3 separate regions of the Homo sapiens genome follow, and all the other regions are linked to region 3. The links are chromatin contacts, found by Hi-C in ENCODE. All regions are on one chromosome and are shown on one strand. The core of a region is the stretch at or near the end of the contact, and the rest is flanking DNA. Distances in the headings are between cores, read along the strand shown. Region 1 holds the start of ZNF157 (zinc finger protein 157). Region 2 overlaps LOC124905183 (a long non-coding RNA gene). Region 3 has its middle 15 kb from the start of SPACA5.

Evidence for each region. Hi-C counts contacts between places; a loop is a spot of excess contacts on that map. Pooled maps may share reads with other maps.
Region 1: a map of CD4-positive, alpha-beta T cell shows a loop between it and region 3 (9-fold over the local background). The contact joins the promoter of ZNF157 here to the enhancer-like site in region 3. A Hi-C loop is called at or near these places in 2 of 168 maps with a recorded cell type or tissue (CD4-positive, alpha-beta T cell and CD8-positive, alpha-beta T cell), 1 of 37 single-sample maps with no recorded cell type and 15 of 50 pooled maps.
Region 2: a loop to region 3 is called in a map of CD4-positive, alpha-beta T cell, with 4 times the contacts of the local background. The contact joins two enhancer-like sites. A Hi-C loop is called at or near these places in 7 of 168 maps with a recorded cell type or tissue (A673, CD4-positive, alpha-beta T cell, Calu3 and 4 more), 11 of 37 single-sample maps with no recorded cell type and 15 of 50 pooled maps.

What each region holds. Positions count from the first base shown.
Region 1 is chrX:47,368,797-47,371,988 of GRCh38, forward strand. ZNF157 (zinc finger protein 157) reads left to right here and starts at 1,782. Exons shown (of 4, transcript NM_003446.4): 1 at 1,782-1,944. The coding sequence starts at 1,873.
Region 2 is chrX:47,500,392-47,503,791 of GRCh38, forward strand. The region is part of intron 1 of LOC124905183 (a long non-coding RNA gene); the gene reads right to left. Among named protein-coding and RNA genes, the nearest start is that of ZNF41, 19 kb to the left of the region's middle. Within about 2 kb of position 1,465, at least 3 of the 41 ENCODE cell types and tissues checked have a DNase peak (open chromatin) inside an H3K27ac peak, as active enhancers do.
Region 3 is chrX:48,020,234-48,023,618 of GRCh38, forward strand. No RefSeq gene overlaps it. Among named protein-coding and RNA genes, the nearest start is that of SPACA5, 15 kb to the left of the region's middle. RefSeq lists a silencer at 847-896. Within about 2 kb of position 1,303, at least 38 of the 41 ENCODE cell types and tissues checked have a DNase peak (open chromatin) inside an H3K27ac peak, as active enhancers do; they include CD4-positive, alpha-beta T cell and CD8-positive, alpha-beta T cell, where a contact is called at or near this core.

The sequences.
Region 1 (3,192 bases), core at 532-3,031, 650 kb before region 3:
TAATAGAAACAAAGTGTCACTCTGTCATCCAGGCTGGAGTGTAGTGGAGTGATCTCAATGCACTGCAACTCTGTGTGTGTGTTTTTGTTTGTTTGTTTGTTTTTTAAGGATACTGGGTTTTGCCATGTTGTCCAGGTTAGTTTTGAACACCTGGGCTCAAGGGATCCTCTTGCTTTGGCCTCCCAAAGTGTTGGGATTAAAGCCGTGAGCCACTGCACCTGGCCTGATTATTTATTTCTTTTCTCTTCTTTTCTCCTTTCTTCCCTCCTTCCTTCCTTCCTTCCTTCCATCCTTCCTTCCTCTCTTTCTTTCTTTCTTTCTTTCTTTCTTTCTTTCTTTCTTTCTTTCTTTCTTTCTTTCTTTCTCTCTTTCTCTCTTTCTTTTTCTTTCTCTTTTAGAGACAAAGTCTTGCTCTGTCACCCAGGCTGGAGTGCAGTGGCGCCATCAGAGGTCACTGCAGCCTCAACCTCTCAGGCTTCTTAAGCTATCCTTCTGCTTCAGCTTCCTTAGTAGCTGGCACTACAGGTGTGGACCACCACACTCGGATTATTTTATTTCTTGTAAAGACAGCGTCTCACTTTGTTGCCAAGGCTGGTTTCGAACTCCTGGACTCAAGCAACCCTCCTGTCTTGGCCTCCCAAAGTTCTGAGATTACAGGCATGAGCCACTGTGCCCAGCCCACTCTATTTCATCTTCTCTTGTGTGAGCTAGAGCCCACAAAACAATTTTGGGTTATAGCAGACAGTACTAATTTTGTGGCAATAGCTTCATCATTTTACTTTTTAGCATGGTGTTTCAGAGTTATGTTTCATAATTGATTTTTGTGGCACTTAAGTTATTTACTTTTTCCATGATTTTAGTTTGAGCTTATATTAGTAATGGCTGCTGAATTGCGTTGGATGCTTTTTTGGTGTAAGTTAACAGCAGAGTGTTTCCCTCTGTAATTTGTTGATGTAATACATAACATTAGGCCTGGTGCAGTGGCTCACACCTGTAATCCCAGCACTTTGGGAGGCCAAGGCGGGAGGATCACTTGAGGTCAGGAGTTCGAGACCAGCCTGACCAACATAGTGAAAACCCGTCTCTACTAAAAATACAAACATTAGCTGGGCGTGGTGGCGGGCGCCTGTAATCCCAGCCACTAGGGAGGCTGAGGCAGGAGAATCCCTTGAACCTGGGAGGCGGAGGTTGCTGTGAGCTGAGATCGCACCATTCCACTGCAGCCTGGGTGACAAGAGTGAAACTCCATCTCAAAAAAAAAAAAAAAAAAAAGAAAAAATACATAACATTATTAAGATTGAACCATTTTTTTCTGGAAAGAAGAGGCTAAAAGCTTCCCAGTAAAAGAATTTAAGAGGGATATTTCATCTAAGAGTGGAAAAAAACAAAAGACGGCAGAAGAAAGGACCAGCCGATTTCCTTTCATTTAGATTATCAGCTTTCCAGGTTTCCTGCCCTCACAGTCACCCACCAGGTCCCCTTGAACCTGCCCACCCCATGGGCCTTAAGCACCCTTAAGCACTGCCCCAGTTCTACTTCTCCTAAACCCAGATCTGCCTTGAACTTGAACTGAGGTGTAGGCTGGCTGAGTAGCGAGTGAAGCACCTGGTAGAGCCACTCAAGAAGGGACCCCAAGCTCATTAATTTGGCCCCAAATTTGATCATTTTGTAATCCACCTTGACTCATGCTCTGGGGATGCTGAACATTGTGGCGTGAATGTGGGATGACACTGATGATATGGATACTGTCCTTTTAGGATTTCTTGGTGTCTCTGTGGAGCCATTGAGCCTTACCCCTTACTGGAGGCTGCAGGACCCTCTACACACAGACAGCTGTCCAGCACGGAAGGTGGGCTGAGGCCCAGGGTGAACATGCCAGCTAATGGGACATCACCCCAGAGATTCCCTGCCCTGATTCCAGGAGAACCTGGCAGATCTTTTGAGGTAAGGAGGAGGATCCTATTTTTTTCTATATGTTCTTTATTTTTTTATTTATTTTTAGTTAAATTTATATTTTGAGATAATTGTAGATTCAAATGCAATGTACCATTTACCTAGTTTTTGTCCCCAGTAGTAACATCTCGTAATACCCAGGATATTGACATGCAGAGCATTTCCATCCCCACAAGGATCCCCCATGTTGTCATTAAATAGACACAACCACTTCACTTCCTCCATCACTCCCCTCTTAACCCTGGGGCACCACCAATCTGTTCTCCAATACTATAATTTTTTCATTTCAAGAATGTTGTGGCTGGACGTGGTGGCTCACGCCTGTCACCTGTAATCCCAGCACTTTGGGAGGCCGAGGCGGGTGGATCACTTGCGGCCAGGAGTTTGAGACCAGCCTGGCCAACATAGTGAAACCCTGTTTGTACTAAAAATACAAAAATTAACCAGGTGTTGTGGCACGCACCTGTACTCCCAGCTACTCGGGAGGTTGAGACCGGAAAATCGCTTGAACCTGGAGGCGGAGGTTGCAGTAAGCCAAGATCGTGCCACTGCACTCTGCCTGGGTGACAGAGTGAGACCCTGTCTCAAAAAAAAAAAAAAGTTTTATTTGCCGGGCATGGCAGCTCATGCCTGTAATCCCAGCTCTTAGGGAGGCAGAAGCAGGAGGATAGTTTGAGCCTAGGAGTTTGAGACCTGCCTGGGCAATATAGTGAGACCCTGTTCTCCACAAAAAGGAAAAAAAGGACAAAAAAGAGAGACTGTTATATTAATCAGATTGTACAGTATGTACCTTTTGGGACTGGCTTTCGTCATTCAGCAAAATTCTGTGGAGATATCAATAGCTAACAGTATATCAATAGTTCATTCATTTTTTTTGAGACAGAGTCTTGCCCTGTCACCCAGGCTGGACTGCAATGGCGTGATCTTGGCTCACTGCAACCTCTGCTTCCCGGGTTCAAGCTATTCTCCTGCCTCAGCCTCCCGAGTAGCTGGTATTACAAGTGCGTGCCACCACACCTGGCTAATTTTTTGTATCTTTAGTAGAGACGGGGTTTCACCATGTTGGCCAGGCTGGTCTTGAACTCCTGACCTCGTGATCCACCTGCCTCAGCCTCCCAAAGTGCTGGGATTACAGGCGTAAGCCACCGTGCCCTGCCCATTCCTTTTATTGCTGATACTTTTCCATCGCATGGATGTACCAAACAGTATAACCATTCACTGGTTGAAAGACATCTTGGT
Region 2 (3,400 bases), core at 215-2,714, 520 kb before region 3:
AGGGCTGGAGCAAGGCTTTAGATAAACCAGAGGTGGAGAAAGAGTAAAAAACATTCCCCCCAAACAAGAAAACCACTCTAGCCTTTTCTACAGCTTAGTAGCTGCCTCTGCAACTCAAAGCCCTCCTTACACTGCAACCTTCATCTCCAGCAGCTGTAATGTTAACCTTGTAAATGCGGTGTGGAAACTAAAGCAACTCCATCTTGGATGCTAATCCACGATGTTGACTTCAGATTAACTCCAGTGCCAGGAAGGCCTCTCAGATTTCCAGTCTAGCTATCTTTCCTTGTGTAAGAGCACATACTTACCACAAATCCTGCCCTTAGGTCTAAATAACCTCAATGTGATCGTTCTTCAATTCTACACATCACTTCTGAATCACCCCTTCCCTATGGTATATAAGCCCTGAGTCTGGGGTTGATGGCACAGGGATCCACTTTCTCCTCTTACCGCTACCTGAGACGCAGACATGGCTTCTGTTTGCAAGTCCCTATTAAATGTTTCCTTCTAAGAAATTGGATATGTCAGCCTCTTTCTTTGGCCTCTCAGCTTCCTGGGACTTTGGGGGTAGTTTTGTATAGACCTGCTCACTGTGGAACATGCTGATTTTACAGCTAGGGGTTTGGGGAAAACAGAGGGGAATGTTTATTCAAAGGCTTTGTATTTTGTGGCTGTCGCATCTGGGTGTATGATAAAATTTAATGTAAAATGTTATCTGCTTTATTTCATCAACATTAGACAAATCATCCTAATAGGGAAAGCTGCAAAGAAAAAAAAACAGTGTTTGTGGAATCAGAGCTCCCTTGCTTTTTGCTGCCTGTGGGTGGATTGCAATTTAAACTCTTTGAGGATTGGAAACAGAACAAGTCTCCATAACCACTGATTTTTGCCCATTGGAGCCTCTGGAAAAAGGGAGAGAACATAAAAAGAGAGGCAATCTCCGGGTAGAAACATGCTTTGGGAGTTTTCAAAAACAGCTTTTAGTTTGCTAATGTGCTCTTGCTGCCATGAACTGCCTGACCCATAGAGGCTAATGGTTTTCAGCCTGCTGTGCATATGTTTGAGTAGGTCTATTTGGCCTCTAAAATGAACAAGATAAAAAGGACTTTTAGAAAAGTCTTGTTTGTCACTTGGGCTTGGTATACAGCTGTCTGGCTCTTCCTTGTATCAGCTTTGCTGCTACTGAAGGAAAGCCAGGGGCTTTTTAAAAATCCCAGATTCACAGATCCTAATTGCCTGTGCCTGCCTCTGAGCTGAAACTTGATGCTGTCTTCTGCAGCTGTTTCGGCCTTGCGGTGAGCTGTGCGGAACTGAAGGCTCATCTCAAAGAACAGGACTCAGATTCTGAATTGTTGCCCATTTAAGACAGCCTCTGTGGGGCTATAAATGACGAAAATACAGATGCTGACCGGATTGTCTGGGTCACATAAAAATGCCAACAGGAAAGGGTGTGGTCTCATGAAACCATCTAAAATTGGGTGGCTGAATGGCTCTAGATTTCTGATACAGAGACTAATTGCATTCTTAACTTGTGATTTCTCTTGAAAGCTTCAGGTTGGGGACGGACACATAACAGAGAATGTGACCCCTTCACCTACTTCACACAGATTGGACTGGTGCCCCTCTTTGAGATGTCTCATTGCTGTTGACTTGTTGCATCATTCAGCTTTCAGGATTAGATGCAGTTTGTGCCAATGGACTGATAGCCTGACTCTATTTCCCTCACCTTTCTTTTCTTTCTTTCTTTCTTTCTTTCTTTCTTTCTTTCTTTCTTTCTTTCTTTTTTTCTTTTTTTTTTTTTTTTTTAGACAGGGTCTCACTCTGTCACCCAGGATGGAGTGCAGTGGCACGATCATGGCTCACTGCAGCCTTGATCTCCCGGGCTCAGGTGATCCTCCTACCTCAGCCTCCCAAGTAGCTGGGACTACAGGCTCCTGCCACCCAGATAATTTTTTTTTTAAGAGATGGGGTTTCGCCATGTTTCCCAGGCTGGTCTCGAACTCCTGAGCTCAAGCAGTCCGCCCACCTTGGCCTCCCAAAGTGCTGGAATTACAGGCGTGAGCCACTGAGCCCAGCCTACTACCCTCACCTTTCTCCTAGTGCACACATCTTAGTGAAACAGTTTGATTATTCAGTGCAGCTGTCCCCAGCAAGAGATTGATTTTTTTTTCCCTAGGCTGCTCACTGGGTAAATGATGAGGAGGAAAGGAATGGGAAGTTAATGGAAACCCATTTTGAAAAAATTGGAAAGTTCCGGATTCTTCCTGACCTATTTCTGGACATGATATGTCTTTCTGGTTAAATTGCATAAAAATATTTTCCTGGAAAAATGTTTCTTTCCTTCTAGCATATAACCCTTCCAGACAAATGGTCTGGATGAGAGTAAAATGATTGGGAAATATGAAGTCATATTTCTTCAGTAAGTCATGAAGTCTTACTGAATGAGACTCACTGATTTTGTAACAATGGAGAAAAAAGAAAAGCCTATGGAGGTGCCGGGGTGTAGAGAGTGTATTAATGATCTTTGTTTTTTCAGAACTGCTCCTGGCAGCTTTCCCCTCTTTCTGTAGAAGAATGCCCCATGTTTCATTTCCAAGCTGCTGTGAGTGCTTTGAATGTAAATTGGCTGCTGAGCCTCTGATCACCCCTGACAGCACTGACTATGACACAGCAGGGGTGGCACCTGCTCCTGTGATTTGCCGGCAGAACACCTGCAGATGCCATCCACACACATGAGAGGGATGAACTGATGTCACGGATAAGCAAAACTGAGGGAACCTGACTACCTCTGGGCAGTCCCGCTGAAACCAAGGACCAAACTGAATTATTTGGATTAGACTCGGTGGGAGTTTTCCCCGTGGGAGGCCACACTGGGAACCCTGTTAACCTGCCCTGTCTGACTAATGTATGCCCTGCTCGGGGTACCTGAACAATTGTAAACTCTTGGTTTCCAGGGCTATCACGTGTTCCCTCTGGGATTGTACTTGCATGTGCACCCTAACTGTCCTGACACTGCCTCAGCCTGGAAGACATTGACATCAGCTTCAGTTTACTGGCCAGAGTGGTGCTGAGCCTGAATTGATGTGGCAGGCTGGGCAAAAAGGGGATAATACAGAAATTTAAGGAAGAAGCCCCCTGACTTTCAAAGATGAACTTTTCTGGTTAATGGATTTTTTTTTCTTTGTGTGTGTGTGTGTGTGTGTGTGTGTGTGTGTGTGTGTGTATTTTGAGACAGTGTCTCACTCTGTTGCCCAGGCTTTAGTGTAGTGGTGTGATCAGCTCACTGCAGCCTCAAACTCCTGGGCTCAAGTGATCCTCCCACCTCAGCCTCCCAAGTAGCTGGGACTACAGGCGCATGCCACCATGCCCAGCTGAATTAAAAAAAAATTTTTTTTTGTAG
Region 3 (3,385 bases), core at 53-2,552:
ATCTACATATAGACATTTCAACCTGGCCTTGGTTTTGCTCTACTTCCCTATTCCATTTTATGTGTTTATATGTATCCATTTTATGGTATTAATAATAGTATAATAATAATATTAAACTCATATATAAGACTTACGTATGTGCTAGGCATTGTTGTAAACACTTATATTGACTCAATTGATCTACACAACAACCATACAAGGCAGGTATTATTATTATTATCATTAACATCATCATCCCTATTTTACAGTTAGAGAAACTAAGGCACAAAGAGGTTAAATGACGACTCTGTCCGCAGACCACCAGCCCTCTCACTTCCGTTCGATGTAAACTCTCTGCCCCGCCTCATACCCTGCTCTGATGTTAAGATCCGAATGCTTATTCAGGCAAGGTCCCCTTGTGTTTCCAAAATCAGTCACAACTTCCTCTGACAGCCACCTTTTTCCGACCTTTATCCTGCATTAATTAGGTACTGCCAGTCACTATACTTGCTCATGCGCAGTACCGTTCCCAAAGCCGTCGGTGCTAGCAGCCAAAGTTGTTCTGTGGTTTTCTTTAATTTAATGATTAAATTTTTTTAATTGTACATATTTGTAGGGTGCAGAGTGGTATTTCAATACATGCATACAATGTGTAATGATCAAATCAGGGTAATTAGCATGTGCATCACCTCAAATATTTATCATTTCTTTGCGTTGGGAATATTCAAAATCCTCTCTTCTAGGTATTTGAAAATGTACAATAAATTATTGCTAACTATAGTTATTAAGCAGTGCTATAGAACACCAAAACTTTTTTGTTCCTTAACTGCAATGATTGTACGTATTTGGCTGGCAAGAAAAATGGCCGTGCCAGTAAACCAGCTTGTCAAGGGAGCAGGCATCTTTACAGCCCTTACCATTCCGTACAGGAGAGTAATATGCCTTTTAAAGTTTGGAAAAGATAGAACTCCGAGAGGACTTTGAAAACTTGGCGATAAAAGTGGGGCCCTTTGTGCAAAGCTAGTGACGGGCAAATTATGGGCGTGTTTGGGGGGGTTTCAAGAGAACGGGTATGTAAAAATGTTGAGTTCAGGACCACAGACCCCTCCGCCGGGAGATACCACTGCGGAGACGGGGGACGCCTGAAATGGTACGGACATCCCTGGTACCTATTACCGGGGAAAAAGGATGCAGAGCCGGTGATAATACATTCCTCCACCGGTCAGTATCAGTGGGGAGATGGGGAGAACGTGTGGAGCTGGTACTCCTCTCAAGAAAATAACAGTAGGGAGATAGATACTATTAAGCTAGCGGTGGCGAAGGCTCAGGTTGGTACAGTCCGTTGTGGGAGATACCACTGGTGCAAATAGGGAGGTGTGGTACAATCTGCCCACGGAGAAAGAAACGTGAAGAAAGTGACATTGGTAAACATAGGCGCAGGGAGAGTTGGAGACATAAGCCCAGGGATAAAGGGGCCCAGGTGAGGTGGAATATTAGTCGGAGACTAGGTGAGAAGACAGATCTGATCGCGACCCCGCCAGGACTACATTCCATCCTCCTCCTGGGAAACTGTTGCAGAGAGATTTGAGAGGGCGGAGATTCCAGGGTCCCAGTCCTATGAGGCCTCCCTGAGGCCTAGGGGAATAAACAGGAGACAGACAGTGATCAGGTTCCGGACCTCAAACACTCTCCCCTATTAATCATATTCTACCAATTGATCACCTGAAAGAAAATGCACAGGTGAGCCCTTTCAGCTTATTGCAATAGGGAAAACTTTTCTTAATGAGGAACATCCCAAAGACAAGGAAAGAGACCTCGGGTTGTATAGAGGCAGGTAAGCAAAAGAGTCATCCTTGAGTCATCAATCAGGACAGATAGAGATAGGTCTTATCTCAGAATGTGTAAATACATTAGGGACTACTATAGACTGAATTGCGCCCCTTCCCCCCCCCCCCCCCCATTCATACGTTGAAGCCCAAACTGTCAATGTGATGGTATTTGAGGATGGGGCCTTTGGGAGGTAATTAAGGCTATATGAGGTCATGAGGGTGGGGCCTTGGTCTAATGGGATTAGTGCCCTTATAAAAACAGACGTCCAAGAGTTTGCTCACTCTCTCTCCATTTGCACAAAAAAGAGGTGATGTGAAAACACAGTAAGAAGGCAGTTGTCTGCAAGCCTTATGGCTTTCTTTATAGAGAACCCTCACCAGGAACCAAATCAGCTGGCCCCTTCATCTTGGACTTCTCCCAGCCTCCAGAACTATGCCAAATAAACTTCTGGTTTAACCCGTCCAGTCTGTGGCATTTTATTATGGCAGCCCAAGCAGGTAATCCAGGGACTTTTGCAGTTAGCCCTTTGCTGGAACCCCAAAGGGAGCCAGGGGCTGTGAGAATTTTGTAACCATGACTGCTTTCCAGGAGCACAGGACCCACTCAGATATAAAGTAACAGCATCACTCCCCTTCCAGCTCACTCTGCCCCTCATGGCTCCTACTCCTTCCCACTCTACCAATCATTAACATGTATTCTCTCCCACGGTGCCCCCAATTTCCCGCCATTCAGTCACACTGCCATTTTCTTTCATTCATTCTGCTTCATGGCCACCATTCACGCATCTTGTACCCCATATAAACACCTTTCTTTTTATTGTGGTAAAATACACATAACATGAAACTTACTATTTTAACTATTTTACATTGCACAATTCAGTGCCATTTAGGACATTCACAGTATTGTGCAACCATTACCACTATTTAATTCCAGGCTGTCTTCACCACCCCAAAAGGAAACCTCATCCCCATTAAACAATCATTCCCTATTCCCCTTTCCCCCCAGCCCCTGGCTACCACTTAATCTGCTTTCTGGTGCTATAGATTTGCCTATTATGGATATTTCATATAAGTAGAATCATACACTTTGTGGTCTTTTGTGTCCGGCTTCTTTAACGTGGCATAATGTCTTCAAGGTTAATCAGTAACAGTACTTCATTCCTTTCTGTGGCTGAATAATATTCCATTGTATGGATATACTATACCATATTTGGTTTATCCACTCATCAGTTGATAGATATTTGAGCTGTTTCTACCTTTTGGCTATTATGAATAGTGCTGCTATGAACATTGGTGTGTAAGTTTTTGTTTGAATACCTACCTGTTTCCCATTTTATTAAGTATATAACTAGGAGTGGAATTGCTGGATCATGTGGTATTTCTGTGTTTAACTTTTTGAGGAACCACCAAACTGTTTCCTACAGTGGCTGCACCATTTTACTTTCCAACCAGCAGTGTATTAGGGTTCCAATTTCTCCACATCCTCTCTAACACTTGTTGTTTTGTTGGTTTTTATTGTAGCCATCCTAGCAGATGTAAAGTGGTATCTAATTGTGGTTTTGATTTGAATTTCCCTG